Regions from separate parts of the Mus musculus genome. Here region 2 is linked to region 1. Evidence: chromatin contacts called from ENCODE POLR2A ChIA-PET data. All regions are on one chromosome and are shown on one strand. The core of a region is the stretch at or near the end of the contact, and the rest is flanking DNA. Distances in the headings are between cores, read along the strand shown.

Region 1 (5,010 bases), core at 551-3,050:
AAGTGAGTTCCAGGACAGCCAGGGCTACACAGAGAAACCCTGTCTCGAAAAACCAAAAAAAAAGAAAAAGAGGAGGGAAGGAGACAGAGAATGAAGGAGGGACAAGCAAATAAGTGTATGAAATGTGATTCTTGGAACATTGTTAACTTCCTGGGAATTGCAACCCAGAGTAGTTCACACACCTGATGAGGCTGCTCACATTATATCAAGGAATATAGAGAGGTCACACAGAGTTTAGTATCAGGGAAAGAATGCACAGTAAGAATATCCTGTTGCTGAAATCCATAATTCACAGACTCACATACCAAGGCCTTCCGCAGCCCTGAGGTGACCCCTGAAGAGATCTATATAACCATGTTTGTCTTTTTCTTTTTTGGTTTTTCCAGTCAGGGTTTCTCTGTGTAGCCCTGGTTGTCCTGGAACTTGCTGGCTTCCAACTCACAGGTGGTGTGCCACCACCGCCCAGGTTATAGCTCTGTTTTCTATTAGCTGTTCTATAATATACTCTTGGTCACATGTTGAAGTCAATGCTTACCGTCACATGCAGGGCCTCCAAGGCCTCATCTATGGCAGCCAGGTAGTCAGGCAGCAGGTCCAGAAGACATGTAGCCAAAAAGACTCCTCCTGCGAAGCAGCTGACGAGGCTCAGGGCTTTCTGGCCCGAGGCTAAACAAGAGTGAAGTACAAAAGGGGTTATATATAACCAAATGAATCTCTTCAAAGTCCTTCTACCCCAACAGAAGCCATGACCACTCCTGCTCCCCCCCCCCGCCGCCCCCCCCCCCACCCCAGTCACCTCGCCCAACCTCCGAAGCAGAAAAGACTCACCTGAAGCTTCATGGTTAGCACCTGACCTTCGAAGCACACAGACAGGTACCAGGCTGCAGATGAGTGTCAGCAGCAGCAGCAGCACCAGGGCCCCCAGCTTCACTTCCAGCCCTACTGGCACCGAGGGCTCCGATGCGACTGCTTCTGGGCGCCACACCAGGAGCTCTGGCTCCCCCCAGGGCCCCATGGTGGCTGTGATAACTCGGTGACTCTTGGACCTATACAGAGAAAACTAGCATGGGTGGGAATGGTCACAGGAAAGAAGGGGTCACGGAAAAGGGAAGGCTGGTCAGCGGAATGCACTTCCCCTCAGCCCAGCCACTTTCTGGCCTTTCCCAGCTGAAGTGACTCATCCACGCCAACATCAGGATTGCATTTCCTCCTTCGAATTTCTCTCCCCAAGTTCAGCGAACCATCAAGGAGGAAACTGAGGCACGCGAAGGCCAATATAGATCTCACATTACTCTTTCACCTGGAGCACGCAGAAAATGAGGTGCAGACTCCAGGTAGGACCTGCACCTGGAGCTGGGGTTCCCTAAGGAAGGCAGACCACTCTCTCAGTCTGCTAAGTGCATGTAGCAAAGGGAGGTTGGAGCTGAAGAGAAGTCCCGGATGGCTTCACCGATGATTTGAAACAGGGGAACTTCGGGGCTGGCTGACTCTCTTAACTACCCACTCCCCAGGGCCATTTCCCGGAAATAACAGGTAGTCTCGGCATATAGCCAAAGAGGGGCTTGGGACGAGCTTTGCCCGCACTGGGCGGCGTCTGGAAGTCTCGGAGACCAGGTCGGAGGCCGCCAGCGTCGCAGGAAGCAGAGGAAATGTTAACACGGAGACCCCAGCTCCTAGCCTGGGAGGCCTCAGAAGCTGCCTTTGACCCTGCGACCAGCGAGGCCTCACTCACCTCCCGAGGGTCTCACTCCATTGCTGTCGCTCGGTTCCGGCCTCGCGTCGGGAATTCCCACCCCCTCCCCACCCCTCTCCCCTCCCCCCCGCCGCCTCCGCGTACCCGCACGAGGCTGCCAATGACTGAGCTCAGTGGGAGGAGCCTAGCCTAGAGTGACGTGCGCTGCGAGCAATTAGAGTCTGAAAACTAGAGAAAGCTAGGCTGGCGGCGAGCTGAGACGAAGCCAGAACCGGGAGGGGACTAGCGGGAAGACCCGAGGGCGGTGGGCCCCCTGAGCTGCCATGGACTAGCAGGCCGCTGGGGCCAGCCAGTCAGAAAGAGTTTGATAGAAGTGGGAGCTAGGAACTCTGCGAGCAAGGCCGGTTCTCTATCCTTACTCCAAGTATTTCTTCCTACATTTCTCAGGGTATCTGTCTGGCCTTGGCCCCAGACACTTAACAGCTCAGGCTCTTTTAGTGCCTAACTGGGCCAAAGGGTAATCATTCCCTTTTTGGGACAAATTTCCTTGCCTGGCTTGCCTAGCCAGTCTCTACAGAAAAGACGATGAGAGGGCTGTGGTGGCTCACACCTTTACTCCCAACACTCTGGAGGCAGAGGCAGGTGGATCTTGAGGCCAGCTTAGTCTACAGAGTGACAGTGTTTGAGGACAGCCAAAGCTACAAAGAGAAACCCTGTCTAAGGAAAAAAAAAGTTTTATAAAAAAAAAAGTAGGAAGAATGGATGCATGAAATAAAAGCCATCCTTTCTACAAATTAACTTATGATTAAAAAAACAAAACAAGGTGGGGGGTCTGGGGGACTTTTGGGATAGCATTGGAAATGTAAATGAAGAAAATACCTAATTTTTTAAAATAATTTTTTTAACTTTTTATTAGGTATTTTCCTCATTTACATTTCCAATGCTATCCCAAAAGTTCCCCAGACCCTCCCACCCACTCCCCTACCCACCCACTCCCACTTTTTGGCCCTGGCGTTCCCCTGTACTGGGGCATATAAAGTTTGCAAGTCCAATGGGCCTCTCTTTCCAGTGATGGCCGACTAGGCCATCTTTTGATACATATGCAGCTAGAGTCAAGAGCTCCGGGGTACTGGTTAGTTCATAATGTTGTTCTACCTATAGGGTTGCAGATCCCTTTAACTCCTTGGGTACTTTATCTAGCTCTTCCATTGGGGGCCCAAAAATAAATTTAAAAAATTAAAAAACAAAACAAAAAACGATTTTTCCTAGACTCCTGTGGCTTATTTGATTTCTAAACATGGGCATGTAACCTCAGCACTTGGGAGGCTGAAGCAGGATTGGCCGGAGCCACGGATGGTGGTTTTTGGCAGAATCAGGAAAAGCAAATCCAGTGTTTTCTCCAATAAGAACAAAACATTGTCCTTTCCATGGAGGAAGTGTCCAGTGTCGTCAACCTGCCACCAGGTTGCTGGCTGGTCACCTCAAGGAATGGTGCAGTATCTAGGGCTCAGCGTTGGTCCCTGCTGTTGGCAGATCTGGCGTTCAGCGGCAGCTGTAACCAGGTCACTGCTTATCTATTTCTTTTTGTCTTAGAACTCACACCAGGAGGTAGAAAGAGAGATCCAACTTCCACAAGTTATTCTCTGGCTTCCAAATATGTGTCCAGTAGCACCAAACACACACAAATAAAAATAAATTAACATTTGCTGAGTTCAAGGATCTTTATGAATTTGAGGCCAGTTCTGGCTCAACAATTAGGAGCAGACAGTGCTGTTTGCAGCACTTTGTCCCAGGACCAGCACACATGTCAGGCAGCTCATACTGCTTCTAACTTTAGTTCCATGGGGACCAAATAAATATGGCTTCCTCCTGCCTGTGTACATACCCACACATAAAAGTACACATAATTTAAAACAAATCTTTTAAAAGTTGAATAGGGGACTGGAAAGAGACCAGCTAAACATTTGAGAGCGTTTGCTGTTCTTCCAGAGAATGCAAGTTTGATTCTCAGCAATCAAATCAGTCTGTAAACTGGGCGTGGTGGCACACGCCTTTAATCCCAGCATTTGGGAGGCAGAGGCTCTGAATTTGAGGCTAGCCTGGTCTACAGAGTGAGTTCCAGGACAGCCAGGGCTACACAGAGAAACCCTGTCTCGAAAAACCAAAAAAGAAAGAAAGAAAGAAAGAAAAAGAAAGAAAGAAAGAAAGAAAGAAAGAAAGAAAGAAAGAAAGAAAGAAAGAAAAAATGTTGGGCAGAATTCTTGAGAGTAGGAGATTCTCCAACAGAAGAGTATCATCTCAGTGACGTTGAACTGTAAACTGCATCCATCATTATTGACTCTCGTCTCCATGTTAAACAGATCTGTTGAACTTGACCTTCATCTGACTAAGGAAGTTATTTTTTCCTCTGCAAAACTTGATCCTTTAGGGAAAAGAGGGATGTTAAGTGAGATGAAGACAGAAGTTCCATCCAGTCCTAGCAGGAACAGAAGCCTGGTTTATTTCCCACTGAATCATCTCTGCATGTAGCAGCCTGTCTGGAAGCCTCGGCCTCTTGAAGTGCATTTAACCACCTTTCTTTCTTTTTTTCTTTCTTCTTTTTTTCTTTATCCTCCCCCCTCCCTGCACCACCTGCCACCTTTTTTTTTTTTTCTTACTTTTTTTCTTTATCCCCCTGTACTCCCAAACAGGGTTTCTCTGTATAGTCTTGGCTGGCCTGTAACGTTCTCTGTCTTGAAAAACCAAAGCAAAACAAAACAAAAACAAACAAAGAAGCTAAGCTGTATTGCTATGAGAGCAATATGAGAAAGTGAAAGTGCTTATATATAATAGTTGTTGCTCAGCTGTCAGCACACACTAGCTCCCTTCCAGTTTGTACCAGTGGCTTAGTCAAATATTCTTTTTTTTTTTTTTTCTTTTTCTTTTTAGTTTTTTTCGAGACAGGGTTTCTCTGTATAGTCCTGGCTGCCCTGGAACTCACTTTGTAGACCAGGCTGGCCTCCAACTCAGAAATCTGCCAGCCTCTGCCTAAGTGCTGGGATTAAAGGCGTGCGCCACCACGCCCGGCTTCACTGTTTTTCTTGAAGTGCATAACTCTGATGACACTAGCTCAAGGCAAAACAAACCCTGAATCTTAGAATCACTATTTTTTTGTCATGAGCATCTGATTCTTTATTAAAACTGACAAAATACTCCATGCTCTTTGAGCCGTAGAGCTGTTTGTTGTACATCACAAGACAGAACAATGCTGATGAAAACAATTTTTTCAAACAGGTGTCATCACTCATTCCAGCTCTTGGGAGGCTGAAGCAGGAGAA
Region 2 (4,866 bases), core at 1,811-4,310, 260 kb before region 1:
AACAACAAAGCTTAACTGTGACAGGCCTGGAAGGTAAAACTAGAGCTCGAAGCCTGCCTGGTCCTGTGTCCACCCATGTCTCCCCTCCCGCTCCCCAGCCTTGAGTCAGCCACTGCAGATGTCTTTTGCAGGCTTCTGAAGACAGTCCAGTTCCTATTGCTTCATCTCCATGCCTATCCCTGACTCCCTCTGACGGGGAAATGATAGAGGGACCCAAAACGCTGGACCAGATTTAGTGCTAGGGTTTCTCCTACACTGCAAAATCTGAATGAAAGATAAAGTACAATGAGGTTCATCTCGCAGCTATTTGAGCGAATCCAGGGCCAGGGCTGAAGATTTCCCTTACCCAGACCACAGATGTCCTGAATCTGGTTTATAATTCACTTCCATCTTTGTGGGAATGGGTAGGTGTGCTGCTGAAATGGGCTCTGAGCTGGAGAGTGCCATGGAGACCCTCATCAATGTGTTCCATGCCCATTCGGGCAAGGAAGGGGACAAATATAAGCTGAGCAAGAAAGAACTGAAAGACCTGCTACAAACTGAACTTTCTGGCTTCCTGGATGTAAGCACAGGATTGAGGTACAGGGTGGAGGAAGGGGATGTAGCCCCAGCTGGCATGGAACTTGCTATGTAGATCAGGCTGGCCTTGAACTCAAATAGACCTACCTGCTTCTCTCCCCCACTGAGTGCTAGGATTAAAGGCATCGCTGTGCCCTAAAATGATTTTGTGTGTGAATTTTTAATTAAATGAAAGAAAGTCTGTAAGGTTCCCAGCTTGTCACAATGTAGACAATCATGTATGACAACAGATGTAACTATTAACTCTGCTTAGTTCTATAGGTCACCAGTTTTTGGTTTTTTTTTTTTAAGATTTATTTATTTATTACATGTAAGTACACTGTAGCTGTCTTTAGACACATCAGAAAAAGGCGTCAGATCTTGTTACGGATGGTTGTGAGCCACCATGTGGTTGCTGGGATTTGAACTCCGGACCTTTGGAAGAGCAGTCGGGTACTCTTACCCACTGAGCCATCTCACCAGTCCCAGGTCACCAGTTCTTAACTCACCAGTCTTTAAGGTTGTAGAAGACTCCCATAATTAAATATCATTCTCTCACTTGCTCATTTCCACCTCCTCCTCCACCACCATGGTGGCTCTGACTTAGTGATAAACACTTCCATCCCCTTCTACAGGTCCAGAAGGATGCAGATGCTGTGGACAAGGTAATGAAGGAACTGGATGAAAACGGAGATGGGGAAGTGGACTTCAAGGAGTATGTTGTGCTGGTGGCTGCTCTCACAGTGGCTTGTAACAACTTCTTCTGGGAGACCAGTTGAGCACAGTCTGTGAGCAGTGCCCTTCCTCTCCCACTTGTCAAGATTTCCCCTTTAGCGTGCTTGCTCCTCACCCCACCTGTACCTCCCTATGTCCCCATCCTTGCCCAGTCTCGACGTGCACCAAGGGCACAAGAGTGGCAGTCCAGATCTGCCACTTGTTTTAATAAAGCCTTCTCTCTCACCAGCTATCAATGTCTGTACCCTCTGGGCATGGCTATGTGTGAAGTAAGGGGTGCTCACTCCCAACACCTTATCTTGTCAAGTTTACATTAGTTCCTTATTTAAGGAACACTCAAAACCCAGAAATGTAGGGGTCCGAAAATTTTAGCTGGAATCCAAGTGTCATTGGCTTCTCAAGGATTTGTATGAGTAATTGGTAATACCAGGACTTGAAGGATGAGGCAGGAAGATTTTGAGTTCCAAGCCAGCCCATACTACATAGCCAGAAACAGAAATAAACAAGCCATCAAAAAATGTGGGGCTGGTGAGATGGCTGAGTGGGTAAGAGTACCTGACTGCTCTTCCAAAGGTCCGGAGTTCAAATCCCAGCAACCACATGGTGGCTCACAACCATCCGTAACGAGATCTGGTGCCCTCTTCTAGTGTGTCTGAAGACATCTACAGTGTACTTACATATAATAAATAAATAAATCTTTTTTAAAAAATCTGAAGAAAGCTAGAAATGGTGGCACGTACCATAGTTAACACCAGCTCAGCACCTGGGACGTAAAAGGCAGGAGGATCTCTGTGAGTCCAAGCCCAGCCTGGTCTGTATAGAGAATTCTAGAACAGCCAGAACTACATTATAGAGACTCTGTCTCAAAAAAACTACCAGAGGCAGTGGTGACACACGCCTTTAATCCCAGCACTCGGGAGGCAGAGGCAGGCAGATTTCTGAGTTCAAGGCCAGCCTGGTCAACAGAGTGAGTTCCAGGACATCCAAGGCTACACAGAGAAACCCTGTCTCGGAAAAAAAAAAAAAAAAAAAAACAACAACAAAAAAACAAAACCAGAAAACAAAACCAAAAAACTACTAGAAGAACTTTTTCCCAAGCTTCATTCAGTGTTTATTGATGCCTCATCATTGCTAGACATTATGTAAGAACTAGGGATACATAAGTGGGGATACAGATTTGCTTTATTGGATTACTTGAGGTAAAAAGACCCACCCTAAAACTAGCCACATCTTCTAGAGGCAGTCCCTATAAAAGGATGTAGATGAGTCCAGTGTGGGTCTTAAATCCCAGTACTGGGAGGGGCGGGGTTAGGGGGGGTCAGGAGGTGGATCTTTGTGAGTTCGAAGCCAGTCTGGTCTACACAAAGGAAGCCTGCCTCAAAAAGAAACAGAAACTCTACAAATAGGTTTGAGGGCCTGAGCAAATTAGCCAGGTCTCAAGGTCCTAATAAAGACTTTTTACAGTTGTCTTTAGCTTGGGAATGGGAAATAAAAGGATACAAACACTGTTGCCAATCTAAGCTGCTATTTGCAAGCCAAAAATCCCACCAAAGTGGGGCATAAACTTGTCCAGAAGGTAGTCTAGAGGTACTTAGCGATTACGGCCACTGGCCACGCCCCCGAAGGCGGAGCACTACACGTAACTTAAGGGATCTTTGCCAAAGTCAGTGGGGATTCGCTGCGATTCTTGCGCTAGGCCAAAGGACCATGTTGCCACGCCCCTAGTTGCGCGCGCACTGACGCAAGCCCGTCGGCGCCATTTTAGCCGGTCACGCTGCACTGGTGGGCCCGGCGGCCATTTTGTTTTGGACACCAAGCGGGAGTTGGCGGCGCCGGCTCTGGGGGCCCAGACGAAAGGCAGGAAAGGGCAGGCTTGACGAGCGGGAGGATCGGTCAGCTAGATACTCAACCCACAACGAGGAAGCCTCACATCCTACCGTTTAAGCATCTAAGCCAACCGCCCAGCTAGTTAACCCGAGCGGCCCGCCGTCAGCTCAGGTTAGGCCGGCCTCCGGGCCGCCCGCCGCAGCCGTGGTGGCAACCCCGGGAGGAGCGCTGGCGTCCATCTCCTTCGGTGAGTTTCTGTGGAGAGGGCAGAGGTGGAGGGGCGCGGGGTCCGGGGCCCGGTGGCGTGGGTGGCAGGTGTGGACCGGGCTGAGGTGCGCAGAGGCCGGGGAGGGGGCGGAGCCGGGAGGCGGAGGCTAAGCCGGAACCGCGGCCAGCGAGCTGGGCCGCTAGCCGTGCGGGTGCTGCTTGTGGTTGGCGTGTCTGGTGCAGGTGCTGGTGCTGGTGGTGCTGGTCGTAGTGGTTTGGCCTCAAATCCAGTGTCTTGCTTACCTAGATAAGCGTCCTCCATCGGAGCCAAAGCCTCGCCCCAGAATAGCGTTTGATGGGGATAACCACGGAAATAGTCGCCTGATCAAAGTTGGAGTCCTGAGAGGCTTCGAGGTGGAGGTCAAATGAGGAGTACAGGAATTAGCGGCGGCTCTGGGTGTTCGATTTTGATTCTTTTTTTTTTTTTTTTTTTTTTTTTTGCGGCACCGAAGTTGAACCCAAAATCGTACTTTGGCTAAACTAGCGCCCCGAGTTAACATCTCCAGCTTTAAAAATAATAATAATCTTAGTTTGAAACAGGGTCTGTCAAATCACCCGGGCTCGCCTTGAGCTTGTGACCCCCTTGCCTCAGCCCCTCCCCAGTATATGCCACTACAGTTAAAATATTGTGGTGTGCTCTTAACAGAGCTCTCAGATTGAATACCCATTTAGAAAACCTCTTCTGTCTTTCCCCTGCCATGTCTAACTAGAGCTCCACCTGCATTTGGAGTTGAGAATCGATTTTGAAACTAGGCTTTTCTTTTTATTTTGGGTGTATGAGAGTCCGGTCCTCACAGTGTGACAATGTAACCCGTTACAGCCTCAGACTGTTACACCACTCCCCTGTTGCTGCTGGGAATTGAACTTCCCAGGGCTTCATCAGTGCTAAACAAGCACTCTACTGAGGAGCTATATTCCCAGCTCCTCCATTTCTCTAGATCCATGACCCTCAACTTTCTATAGACATGTAAGATGTACCTGGGTAGCACCCCCAATCCCAGTTGCTGTACCCCATCCTCATGGCCAGATTGTACTTTAATTGGTCTGGATCCAGGCATCAAGAATTTAGTTTAGTTTGGGAGGGACTTTTTCTTTTTTTTTTTTTTTTCAAACATTCCTCAGCTAAGTCACATACAGTCCAGGCTGAGAAGAACTATTGAAAGCCAAACTCCTAGGCTTTGGCTACATCTCATTCTGCTATTTTGGAGACTTTGGCAGATGTTCTCCATCCTGGAGCTTTGAAATTTTTATAACTATTGTATGGACGTAAGCCCCCACCTCACAGGGTTTCTCTTAGGTAGCCGTGGCTGTCCTGGAACTTGCTATGTAGACCTGGCTAGCCTCGAACTCAAAGGGAGCCACCTACCTCTGCTTCAGGAATGCTGTGACTAAAAGTGCACCACCACCACCACCTGGCAAACTTAAGATCTCATGATACCATCTTCAGAGTTAAAAATATAGGCCTTTAACAGATTTATG

The links. ChIA-PET counts read pairs that join two places held with the same protein, here RNA polymerase II (POLR2A).
Region 2: POLR2A ChIA-PET joins it to region 1 with 13 read pairs in embryonic stem cell. The contact joins the promoter of Chtop here to the promoter of Slc39a1 in region 1. POLR2A ChIA-PET finds 5 or more read pairs at or near these places in 4 of 5 experiments (Patski and embryonic stem cell).

The regions. Positions count from the first base shown.
Region 1 is chr3:90,244,982-90,249,991 of GRCm38, reverse strand. Slc39a1 (solute carrier family 39 (zinc transporter), member 1) reads right to left here and starts at 1,800. Exons shown (of 4, transcript NM_013901.2): 1 at 1,733-1,800; 2 at 829-1,046; 3 at 536-666. The coding sequence starts at 1,015.
Region 2 is chr3:90,507,692-90,512,557 of GRCm38, reverse strand. Chtop (chromatin target of PRMT1) reads left to right here and starts at 3,060. Exons shown (of 6, transcript NM_001293776.1): 1 at 3,060-3,367. S100a1 (S100 calcium binding protein A1) reads left to right here. Exons shown (of 3, transcript NM_011309.3): 2 at 409-562; 3 at 1,194-1,524. The coding sequence starts at 422. The coding sequence ends at 1,337.